Regions from separate parts of the Homo sapiens genome. Here region 1 is linked to region 2. The links are chromatin contacts, found by Hi-C in ENCODE. All regions are on one chromosome and are shown on one strand. Each heading gives the region's core, a stretch centred on a gene start or an enhancer-like site at or near the end of the contact. The rest is flanking DNA. Distances are from core to core; before and after follow the strand shown. Region 1 has its middle 270 kb from the start of LINC02398. Region 2 holds the start of PYROXD1 (pyridine nucleotide-disulphide oxidoreductase domain 1).

What was found. A loop is a pair of places that touch in the nucleus more often than their neighbours do. Pooled maps may share reads with other maps.
Region 1: a pooled map shows a loop between it and region 2 (2.4-fold over the local background). The contact joins the enhancer-like site here to the promoter of PYROXD1 in region 2. A Hi-C loop is called at or near these places in 4 of 50 pooled maps.

The regions. Positions count from the first base shown.
Region 1 is chr12:19,737,985-19,744,681 of GRCh38, forward strand. No RefSeq gene overlaps it. Among named protein-coding and RNA genes, the nearest start is that of LINC02398, 270 kb to the right of the region's middle. Within about 2 kb of position 2,912, at least 2 of the 41 ENCODE cell types and tissues checked have a DNase peak (open chromatin) inside an H3K27ac peak, as active enhancers do.
Region 2 is chr12:21,435,806-21,441,620 of GRCh38, forward strand. It overlaps PYROXD1 (pyridine nucleotide-disulphide oxidoreductase domain 1), which reads left to right and starts at 1,850. Exons shown (of 12, transcript NM_024854.5): 1 at 1,850-2,009; 2 at 4,563-4,643. The coding sequence starts at 1,926. RefSeq lists enhancers at 1,679-1,758, 1,809-1,998.

The DNA.
Region 1 (6,697 bases), core at 1,662-4,161, 1.7 Mb before region 2:
TAACTGTCTTTTCCATACAACTTCACAGCATATCATTGTGAGAAAATAAAACATCCTTAAAACCAAGAATAAATGAATTGTTAGGAGACTATTTTTATAAATAAGACAGAAAATTAATAGGAATGCCAAGGATCCTTAAAAGCTATGCTTGTCTGTCTCTTGGGTTCTTGGTAATATTGAACTTTATCTCTTTAGAATAATTTTTTTTTCTAGTTAAATGCTTTTTACATAGAAAGTTTCAAGTAGTTTTTTTGAATGAAAAATATTCCAGTTGTTTCACACTCCTCCTTAGATGTCTTTTCAGCATTGCCCTATACAGTTATCCAACATTTCAGGCAATGGAGTAAATTTTCCTGAGATTACCTCAGACTTACTTGAATTAGTAATCTGATTGAATTTTATTTGTTTTATGTGAAACATTCCCTGAGCATCTCCATTGCTATAGGGGATCCTGTTGGAAGAGAATCTTCTCTGAAGGGGATTTTGCGGGTAAGAAAGGGTTAAAAAGACCGGCGCGGCGGCTCACGCCTGTAATCCCAGCACTTTGGGAGGCCGAGGCGGGCGGATCAGGAGGTCAGGAGATTGAGACCATCCTGGCTAACACGGTGAAACCCTGTCTCTACTAAAAATACAAAAAATTAGCCGGGCGTGGTGGTGGGCGCCTGTAGTCCCAGCTACTGGGGAGGCTGAGGCAGGAGAATGGCGTCAACCCGGGAGGCGGAGCTTGCAGTGAGCCGAGATCCCACCACTGCACTCCAGCCTGGGCGACAGGGCGAGGCTCCGTCTCAAAAAAAAAAAAAAAAAAAAAAAAAGAATAATAGTGCTCCTGGTAGCCCAGAAGTTAATACCACACTATCCCACAGAGGAGAGTCAGTTAGTGTTTCATTGTGGCCTTCATCTACCTATTGATGCCAGTGTGGAGGCATGAAGTTATGCTTAAATCTGATATATGATTTTCCAAGTTAACTGTGTGTTCTTTCTTTCTTAATTAAACCCCGTCTATAGAGTTACCATTCAGGTTTCTGCTATTAAACTGAGGGATCTTTTGATGATTGACACCATTTCCTGCTGTACAAACACTCCAAATATTCTAGTTTTCTCAGAAGCTTTTAAAGAAAGACACTATCTACTTACCTTTGGACCCAATAGATTTGTAGCTTTTCGATATGGTAAATATTGTAGGATATATTTAAATTAAGTACTTATTTAGTTTGTGGAGTAATATTTTGCTATACTCATATGCTTTGTGTATTTTGGACACTTGGAAAAATGATTATTGTATTTAAGCTCCACACATCAAGTTATTGAAAAGCTCAGGGTTTTCATCAAAGCAGAATGTAGGTAAGTTTCATAAGTATTTTACTGTATAAAGTTTTAAAGACACAATTAGACAATTTAGGCCAGCAGATGGCACTCTTACCTTTGTCCTCATTTGAAGAGATGTTTGAGGTTGTGGCAACTTCTCTCATAACTAGATCTCAGAAACTGTTGAAAATTGCATTTTCCTATTTTTATTTAAACACAGTTTTATAAAAAAGCAATAAAGTTATTTTTACGTTGATAGAGAAAAGTGGATGAATGGACAAAACCATTTCTATAGATAGTCTGTTCAATTATTTGTTAGCACGTGAAATAGTTAAGATCCATATGGATGAAAAATGCTCTTACTGCAAATGCGTTCTATATTGTATAAGTGTCTTTTCTTTCTTATTTATGAACTCAGAATCTTAATCTGATAAATCCAGCTGGATGAACAATAGAATGAGAACAATGCTCCTCTTGTCTTTTGTTTCTTGGATTTCATATAATAGCTTGAAATCATAGGATCTTAGTGCTATAAAGAGCCTTGGAGATCATTTAGTTGAACATGCAAACTTTTAGGTGAGGAAACCAAGGCCCACAGAGGTGAAATGACTTGTCCAATTTGAAGGTAGAAATACTGCTTTTAGTTAAAAGCAGAAAACAGGACTCACTGTCTTCAGAGCAAAGCTGCACAAGAACCTTATGCTTTATAATTGCATTTTGCTCCGTTATTCTCTGACGGAATGGAAGGCAAGGGAGCTTTGGCCACTTGACTTATTGGTGGAGATCGATAAATTTGTCATGTTTCTTCTGCTTTTGCTTTTTTTCATAAAACTGCACACAGCAGCTAAGAATTCAGAAATGCCCCTCAGATATATCTAAATATCCAAATCAGGCAAAAAACATATGGTAGGAATCTTTTTTCGTGGTAATTACAAATTTAAAGAGGGATACACACATTTTTAATAAAGTTTAATTTAATAAAAAAGGGGCATACCAAGACTAGGGTAATCTACATGTTGCAGATATAAAATGTCCGAACTCTGAACTAGTTAACTGAGTAGTTAGTTCATTTGCAGTGGAGATATTTGTGGAACCAGGGAACATTCATAAGCAGTACGGGATTAGTAGGATAGGGTATCCAGTTGGTGTTCAAGAATATCAGTATACAAAAAGCATCTCATTTCTTTATTGTTATGAATCAAATTAAATATGGGTTATTCCATTTTCCTGGCTAGCAGGCTAGCAGGACATCCAAACTCAAGTTTTTTTTTCTTTTTCTTTTCTTTTTTTTTTTTTAAGGAGAACTTCCCTACTTCACGCAGAATGGGAAAAGACCCAAGGGGCTTAAATAAACCAGAAAAATTGGACCAGGGCCTCCATTCTCTGCCTTTGTTGATAGTCACTGAGATGTTTGTTGTTTAAGCTTGTGTGGTCCTTTTGGAGGCATTTCTCTTTTACCATTCACCGCCTTCGTGGGGCATTGACACAGAACCTTCACGCTGTGCAGGGTTCTAGACATTCACACAGAAGCTCTGCTACTTCTTAGGTGCTGTGAAGGTGCGTGTCCTCTACTCCCAACCTACCACCACTGCTCCAGAGTCCACCATCCCCAGCTTCCAGTCTCTGGATATCTAGCTCACTTCAGGGTCTAGTGGGGCAAAACGCTCCAGGCCCTTTGGGACTCTATTGCTTAATTTGCTCCAACGGGTCTGAAGCCAAAAATGGTTCCTCTTCTCCTGGGGAATTCAGAACACAAAAGGAAGTCTGACAGAAGAAAAAAAAATAATCTCTCTCTCTCTCTTTTTTTTTTTTGGACAGTGAGTTTTCAGCAAGAAGGATAGAACAAATTTTAATTTCTCAATAATGTGGCCTATTTCATAAGGCTACACTTTATTCTAGCCATACGTTTTTATGATGAGTGACAATACAGGAGGAGGTGAAAGGAAGATCCAAATTCACAGAAGCTGCTGCTTCTAAGTGTTGATACTAACCAGGTCCCTGAGCTCTTGCTGGGTAAAAAGTAGGTTACTTTTAAGTGGAACAACTGTTCAAAGTACAAAGACTGGAGTACGTGGGGGGAATAAAGAGCAGTGGTTTTTTCCCAGAGGAGCGGGCCTCTTCTACTAAGCAGCCAAAAATGTTTATTGCTGTTTAATGTTCTATTGCCAAACTTGATTTCTTTTCTTCTCAGAAACCTTTAACTTCCTATCAAATAGAATCCACACTTACTGCCTACTTTATGCCTTAGGGATCCTTGAGAATTTCCTAGGTTAATTTATGCTAAGTGCTATTAAGGCATCATCTAGACAAGTGAATGCCCTTCCCCCGCCTAACCATCTTTTTTTAGTTGTTTTTGATGTACCTCCTAGACTAGGACCTGAGATAAATGTAAACTCCTAGAAAATATCCCAGTGAGCGAAGCTTGTCAGGTCTATAAGGCAGAAGAAAAAGATTATTTCTGACATGACTGCCCATTTCTCCACATGGTGGTGTAACAGCGAAACTTGGAGTTGTTCTTCCTCTTCTAGCTCAGCCCTGATGGGTTCATACCCGCTTGTGACAACTGATTGGGTGAATCTCTCCCCAACAGCATGTTGGCAGGATGATGGTGTGGCTTGAAATCTGCCATGGTGGAATTATTTATAAAGAGGGGCAAAGACTACAAATAATAGCTGGTTGATAAACCAGCACACTACTACTAAAAAATCACATTTGAACCAGCTTTTTGAATAATTTATTAAAACAACAACAGCAACTGTAAGGACCTAAAGGCTTTTCATTTCAACTTTATGTGAAAAGAATACCTAGAGAGAGAGTTTGGGTGATTCATAATGGGAAGGCTATTCATTCCCCCTGCTTCAGCATATATTAATTATAATTTTAAAATTCCAACATCACTTTTGTTTAATAAAAATTAATTGCCTGTGTGCCAATGATAACATATCTTTAGAGCATGCCACAACTTTGCTCCCTTAAAAGAAAAATATAAGAAAATGAGCAAGAAAGTCTTTTGAGTTAATGTTTTAAGAAGTAGGTGGAGAGATAATGAAGAATACCATTTGAAAGCTATTGCAGGTGATATTTTTAGGAAGTTATTTGTACCTTAATGCTCATTGCTTCCCCCTAAGCTTTGCCAGCGATAACTCCTGTTAAACCTAAATTACTTTGACAATTATTACAGATTTTAAGGAATGTTGTGGTAAGCCTTAGGGAAGCAACTAGATTAAATGAAATAATATATTAGTGACTACAAAATGTATTGTTGAAGAAAAAGCCCCTTTCTTCCCCCAAAATCACCATGTCCATAAACAAGAACACCCTGAGTGTTATATCAGTATCAAGTTTGACTTTATTTTTATTAGAACCATGGCAATTGGCAAAGAAATTATTTTTTGTATAGTGCTGTCATATACATATTGCAAAGCAGGATTGTAAAACAACATATATTTATATATAAGTCAAGGATTCTGTTAAGCCTTCAGGAAGCTTAGGTATCAAGTAGTAGTTTGAAAAGCAAAAAATAAAAAAGGTATGAATGGTAGGAGGCTTTCTTTAAGATAAGGAGCCCTGAATCATTGCTGATTCTGTTGTCTCTGCAGTTGCTAATGTTCACGCTTCAAGGATTGTCAGCTACACCGCTGTAGAATCACCAAACAATGCCTCCAAATCCCTCAAGAAGTCAGCCATACAGCCTTCTAACTTTAGGAGCATCTCATGTTGACTTTGTCAAATATCTCAGGATCCATCACGAACCACAGATGAACTAGGGCCCCGAGCTTCAACATCAGAGAGGGAGATGTTTCCCTGCATTTGGTTCTCAAACACACACCTCTACAGACGTGGCTGAATCCCCTCTTCCATCCCTCTAGGGAAGAGATGGCCTGATACGGAGTCTGGCTAGAGTACTGAAAATTTATCATAATGTTTATACTTCATCGTCTTCTATTCTTGTGCCTTCTAGCCTTAAAATGTAACCATGATATATACAGAAGTTATCCCTCAATTTCTTGTATCTTATTTGGAGGGAAATTTTGGATGTTTGAGGGTAAGAGGCACATGAGGGACTGGATTTGAATCTCTGCATGTCAGATATTAAAGTTCATGGAATTAGGCACACATTGCTATAGTCAGTGTAACCCTCAAATCTGATCTTACTAAACCTACACAATATTTAAAAGATGCTCCAGATTTCTGAAACACTATAAAAATAATGCTCTGAATTTTAGACATTTGATAATTTGTAAGTGAAGGTATTCGAGTTTGATTATGATATGTCCATGCATTGAAGTTTATTTATGAGGAGAGTTATTCAATAGACATTTCTTGGGGCCAAATATATGTATATGAAACCAAAAAATTTAAAACAATTAAGCTAGAAATAATAGTGCCTCACATTTATTGTCTACTTTTCCTGTGCCAGGAACTGTGATAAGGGCATTTAAGGGATTTTTCATTAAGAAAATCTAGGATCACACGTCTTATAAATTTTAGAGTCAGCCTATTAGAACAACTGGACCGAATCTAAGGGTTTAACCCCCACAATACAACTGTCACACTATACAAAATATAGTGTAAATGGGCACCGATGGAACAGCTGCAGAATGATCTGAGGAGAAAAGACTTCTTGAAAGGCACATTTGGAACTAAATTTTGACATATGATCCTATGGCTCCATGCTATAGATTATATTAACAACCTAAAAGTACATAGATTTACAAATTTGAAAATCAGTTAAAATTTTGGAAGGAATAGATACCACATGTACTGACTTAAATTTACAGCACAAGTAATTTACCTCCAGTTCCTATTCCTTCATCTCTCCAGTCCACCAAAACACCACTGAGAAAATATTCATGAATTGTCATTTCAACTCAAAAACCTTCCCATCATCACTTTCCCAAGCTTTGGTTTACGAATCCATATAAGTTGCCTCTTCTTCAGTCTGTTAACAGAAAACCTTCATGATCTTAGTCTTTATGATGTCTGGTTTATCAGAGTCTCTTACAGACATTGGTTGAATAAATTCTAATGGTTGTTTCATTTTTGTCTTCAATTGTCTTGTTTTCACAGCCATGTCATTTTCATTAATCAAACTTTCTCATTCCAAGCTCCCTGCATCCCTTCCCTTGCAAACACGAAAAATATATAAAATTGAGCTTTTAATGAGATTGGTAGGAAGCATTATTAACAACTATTCCTCCCAAGACTTGCGGTGGATACAATTCTAAGACAGGAGATGGGACCGTTTTGAAAGATAAAGAGTTCAGTTTAGACAGAAGGGCTTTCTGATTTATATTTGTGTTAAGTGGTGTGTATTGAATAGTAGTTCTATCAATGGCTGCCAGAGAGAATCTGGCACCTTTTATTTTATTTTAAATTAAAAGGAGTGTCT
Region 2 (5,815 bases), core at 600-3,099:
TTTGACAAAAAAGCCAGCCTTCACAAGGGGAAGAAAAAAGGAGAGTGTGGAGTCATTACCCCTTTACATTTGAGGAGCCTCCTACTACTTTGCTTCCCCTCCCACAGACGATGATCTCCTTCCGTTTCCCCTGGGAGCTTAAATTCCACTCCATTCTTCCTTCCGACTTCCATAAAGAGGAAACCCCTGTCACAATATACAAGAGGATCCTGACCCTGGACAATGAATCTAAAAATCTTTAGAAGGACTTCAGGGGAGTTTCATGCTCCACCAACTTCCTATTTCGTTGAGCACATTTTTGTTGAATACATACTCCCTACTAAACATTGGAGATACAAAGGGAGACAAAAATAATCCCTGAGATTATGTAAGCAGTTTATGGTGGTGGTGGGGTCAGGCAGTAAGAATTTACAATAAAGTGGGATAAGTCTAAATTTAGAGGATGACAAAGTGCTATAAGAACACACGGAGAGGACACCTAGCTGTCTTGAGGATGTTAGATAAAGTATCTTAAAGGGGAAGCAATGGCTTGATGAAACCAAAGGTTGATGAGTTAGCCAGGGAAAAGTAGTTGGGAAAAAGATATGTGCAAATGCTCAGAAAGAAAATGGCATATCCTGGGATCTGGAAGTGTAGTGTGGCCTGAATGGAACACAGTGTGAGTGAGATAATGTGAAAATAAGCTGAAGCAAGATGAGATCTAAATGGGCTTAAGGAATGTATTTCCTCCTCCTAGAAATGAATGCTTTGTTTGGTTGCTATACTAGTAACAGGAATTAGACACGTTTATTAAACCGCTTACCATTTAACTTGGTAAATCAAAGAACAATGATTTTTACAGGTATCAGTAAATGCCTGTAATTAGATACGTGGTAGGCTTTCCTGTTAATATATAATGGTTATTCTCAGTGTTTAAAGAATTAAAGGGACTCGGGTAATTACCAGTTTTAGAGTGAACCATTTGAGAGATAATACCTTACCATTACAAAACAACTCCTAGGGAAAGTTATATGAGACAGCAAAGGTAATAGTAAATAGTAAAATAATATGAATAGTGAATAATATAGTAAAAACAGTTAAAAATGATTTAGCAATTTCTTAAAAACAATTGACCACGAAAAAAATTCACAGTAAAACCGAGACTGGGAATATTTCATTCAACCCTCACACATGCTGCTATTGACTGGAAATTTAAGAAATGTTCATTTGTTTTGACAAAATGGAAAGCAACTGTACATTCTTCCTGGAAACTTTAGCTGAGGTCAAAGTTGTAAATGAAAAGGATGATTTTTTAGAGAACAATTCAGTAGTATTGTTTTGCCTTGTCATGAAGAATTTTTGTGCTTCCACAAACAAAAATCTTGGATTGTTAGGTGAACGGTGGCAATCAAGTGGTTTTCAGAAGACTCAAGTTTCTTCATCTACAAAAATGACAGGAGTGGGGTCAGGATGTTCCCGAAGGCTCCTTCTACTCATAAGAGCATAAAATCTGTGCCTCTAATTTCTCGCAGAAACAAATAATGAGAACTTCACACCAATTCATTTATTATATGAATGTTTTGTCCCGTGAGAACACTGGTCTATCTTTAGATATGTAATTTATCAAACTTCTTTGGGCAACCCATCTTCTTTACTTTTTTATTTTTAATTTTTTGGTTTTCTCTTTGTCAAATTTTCATGGAATAACTACATTCAGGTGTAGTAATAGTAACGCAAAGCTCTGAACACCACGAGACAATTCGTTGCTTCCGAAACGCAGCCGGCAGCAGGTACTCGAGATGAGTAGTGTGAGCTCCCGAGCACCCGTAGGTCGGATTATCTGGTAAGGCACCGGAAGTGACCGCCTCGCGGCTGCTTCCTCTCCTGGAGTCCAGAGTCCCGTTGCTCCGCCGCGATATTCAGTAAACCACTGGGAGTCCGGCAGCATGGAGGCAGCGCGCCCTCCCCCGACGGCAGGGAAGTTCGTGGTGGTCGGCGGCGGCATCGCGGGCGTCACTTGTGCGGAGCAGGTAGGGCGGTGCTCAGGCGGTTCCGCCTCTTTCCCCGACCCCAAAGGGGATAGCACTGGAGGCCTTCCTCCCACCCCCTCCCTTTTTCTTCTTCCGGGTTCCTTTTTTGCTGCGCCCTTTTCCGCACTTATTGCTCCCAGATTTTAGAAACTGCTTGGTGGTCCTCAGATGACCTCACTAGCTTTCTCTTAGGCGCAGGGAGGAGTGGGAGGCAAATTATAGCCGAGAAACCAAAGCTGGCTGATCCGTGCTCAGATCCTTGTAATGTCAGAGCAGACATGAGGACTTTGTATTTAGACAAAAAATTCAGCCCCCTTTCTTTTTATTTTTTTTTCTTTTTCTTTGAGACGGAGTCTCACTCTGTCGCCCAGACTGGAGGGCAGTGGTGCGATCTTGGCTTAATGCAAGCTTTGCCTCCCGGGTTCAAGCGATTCTTCTGTTGCGTCAGCCTGTAGCTGGGATTACAGGCGCCAGCCACCACGCCCCGCTAATGTTTGTATTTTTAGTAGAGACGGGCTTTCACCATGTTGGCCAGGCTGGTCTCGAACTCCTGGGCTCAAGCAGTCTGCCCGCTTCCGCCTACCGAAGTGCTGGCATTACAGGCCTGAGCCACAGCACCCGGCCCTCAGCCCCCTTTGTTAATTATCGTAGGTGATTGAGTTTAGTTTCCAGATAGTTGCCAAGTCTTTAGTGCATCTTAACTAATTAATAAAGAATCCCATATGTAAGTTTTCTATACTTCGAACTCCCAAGATAGAAGAAACTTTATTTCTAGTAAAGTTTTGTAAAATAATCAGCGAAGGATTAAATGCATGTAGGGCTTGCTTTCTTGATTATACTGAATAGCCAGACCATATATATTCAGATACATGTGTGTATTCCAAAAAGTTCTACATTATTTTGTTGATATAAAGTAAACATGAGCAATCACTGAAGTCATAAGAAATAGTGGAAGAAACTCAAGTGTTTCCATCGTTGGATGCGTATTTTCCGTTTATTCACTAAGTAAACATATATGATGCAGGCACCGTATTAAGGGCTGAGTGTTCAACTATGAACAGCATGGTATATACCATGCTGGGGACTCACAGCCTGCTGGAAGAGACAATATTACAATATTGTATGTCTATGCAAGAGATATCAACGGTTATCTTAGAGGTGCCTGTGGAGTATGTAGGGAGTGAATTAGGGAAGAGGAAATTTTTTTAATCAAAGAAGGTATTTTTAAAATCTCATTATGAAAGAATGAGTGAAAGTTTACCAAGTATTCAAGAAAAGAATGTCATCTCCAGTGGAAAAGCATGGATCATCAGGGAGCAGTAAAGCTTAAAGCATAGATCATAAGGAGTCTTAGCATGCTGAGAACTTAACAAGAATTTACAAGTAGTCAAATGTTTTTGAGCAGTGGAGTAACTTGATCATATGAAAAGGCTTGAAAGATGATTAGTTACAATGTATTTGTGGCAGAGGCAGCTGGTTTATACGTGAAACTGGAGAGCCAATTCGAAGGTGATTTCAGTAGTATAAAGAAGTTTTGAGGACCTCATCTAGCAATGGAAACAGCAGAGATATAAATTACAGAATATACAGAGGAAAGAAAGATGGAGAGAGTAATGATATTGTCAAATATAGAAAGTTCAAATAAAATGAGACTGAGAAGAATCGCATGGGTGTTGGGCACGATAGCTCACACTTGTAATCTTAGAACTTTGGGAGGCCAAGGTGGGAGGATTGCATGAGTCCAGGAGTTTGAAGCCAGACTGGGCAACATGGCAAGATCCCATCTCCATTAAAAAAAAAATAAATAATCCCTTGGATTTTAAGGATTCATAGATCCCTCAAACATGCTGTTTTAGTGATGGAGTAGGAATAGAAGCCAGATTATTGAGGGTGGTGGTGTCGAGGAACCAGACTTTGAGATAAGAAAATGCTTTCAGGTACAGAGTGAAGAAGACCGAGGTTGTAGCTAAAGGAAAATAATGAAACATTAACAAGTTATACCTCTAAATTTTGTGGAAGCAATTATTAAAATGGCTTTATCGTCCCACAATATGTACTGACTGGAAGAGGCAGAATAGGAGTGCCAGAGCACCTGGGGAAAGTTAGACCAATATTCTAAGTGTTTAATATTGAGGGTTTGCTTTAATTTCATCCCATTGAAGACAAATGAAATATTATTTTAAGATAAATAGAAGTTGGTTTAACTGGTAATTAGGAAGATAGTTTATTCTCATCCTCTGCATTATAACTCTAAATTGGTATAAAAAATAGTTGAAGTAAATAAAGGATATTTCTTTATATCACTTTTCTTGTTCAGGAGTTCTTTGTTAGTGTTTACTGTAAATATTATTTTCTCAGTATCAGAGTTTAATATTATTCACCATTGCCCCATCAAGACCAAGGATAATGGAGACCTTTAGATGAGGAACAGTGGGTTTTTAATTTTCTAGATTAATTACATTATTAAAATTGCATTATTCTCAACCCCAAACCATATATACCAGTACTTAAAGTAATTTGTCCTAATTTTTTTTCTCTCTTTTTAAAAATAAGTTGGCTACTCACTTTCCATCGGAAGATATTCTCTTGGTAACAGCTTCTCCTGTTATTAAAGCAGTTACAAATTTCAAGCAGGTAAGAACCTTTGTATAACTTGTTAATATTAATTTGAAAAAATTGCAATAACTTGCATAGCAGTTAGGGTAATTGTGTATTTTTTTCTTTCTTAAAAATTGACAAGTACAGTTATATGCTGTACAACATGATGTTTTGATACATGTATACATTGTGGAATGGCTAAGTCAAGCTATTTAAAATCTTTCCAATTTGGATGCCTTTTATTTCTTTCTGTCACCTAATTTAATTGCTCTAGCTAGGACTTTAGTACTGTGTTGAATAGAAGTTGTGAGAGTGGGCATCCTTGTGTTGTTCTTGATCTTGGAAAAGCTTTCAGCTTTTCTCCATTCAATATATTATTAGCTATAGGCTTGTATATGACCATTTTTTTGTTGTGGTACTTTCCTTCCATACCTAATTGTTGGGTTTTTATTATGAAAAGACGTTTAATTTTGTTGAATATTTTTTCTATATCTGTAGAGATGGTCATGATTTTTGTCCTTTGTTCTGTTAATGTGGTATATCACATTTACCGATTTGCATATTTTAAGCCATCTTTGCATCCCTGAATAAATCCCACTTGATTATGGTGAATTGATTGCTTTTTTTTGAGATGGAGTCTCACCCTGTTGCCCAGACTGGAGTGCAGTGGCACGATCTTGGCTCACTGCAAGCTCCGCCTCCTGGGTTCACGCCATTCTCCTGCCTCAGCCTCCCAAGTAGCTAGGACTACAGGCGCCCGCAACCATGCCCAGCTAATTTTTTGTATTTTTTAGTAGAGACGGGGTTTCACCATATTGGCCAGGCTGGTCTGGAACTCCTGACCTCGTGATCCATCCACCTCGGCCTCCCAAATTGCTGGGATTACAGGTGTGAGCCACCGCGCCCAGCCTGGAAAGTTTTCTGTTGTTATTTCTTTAAATACATGTTCTACTCCTTTGTCTTTCTTGTCTCCTTCTATAACGCCTATAATTCAAAGATTTGCTCATTTGATGCCATCCTTTAATTCCCTACTTCTATGTTCTTTTTCATTCTTTTTTCTTCTTCTTCCCTTCTGACTGTATATTTTCAAATAATCTGTCTTCAGATTCACAGATGTTTTCTTCTGTGTGATCAGTTCTCTTGTTGACATAGTCTGTTGCATTTTTTTTTGTTTCATTCATTGCATCTTTCATCGTCAGAATTTCTGC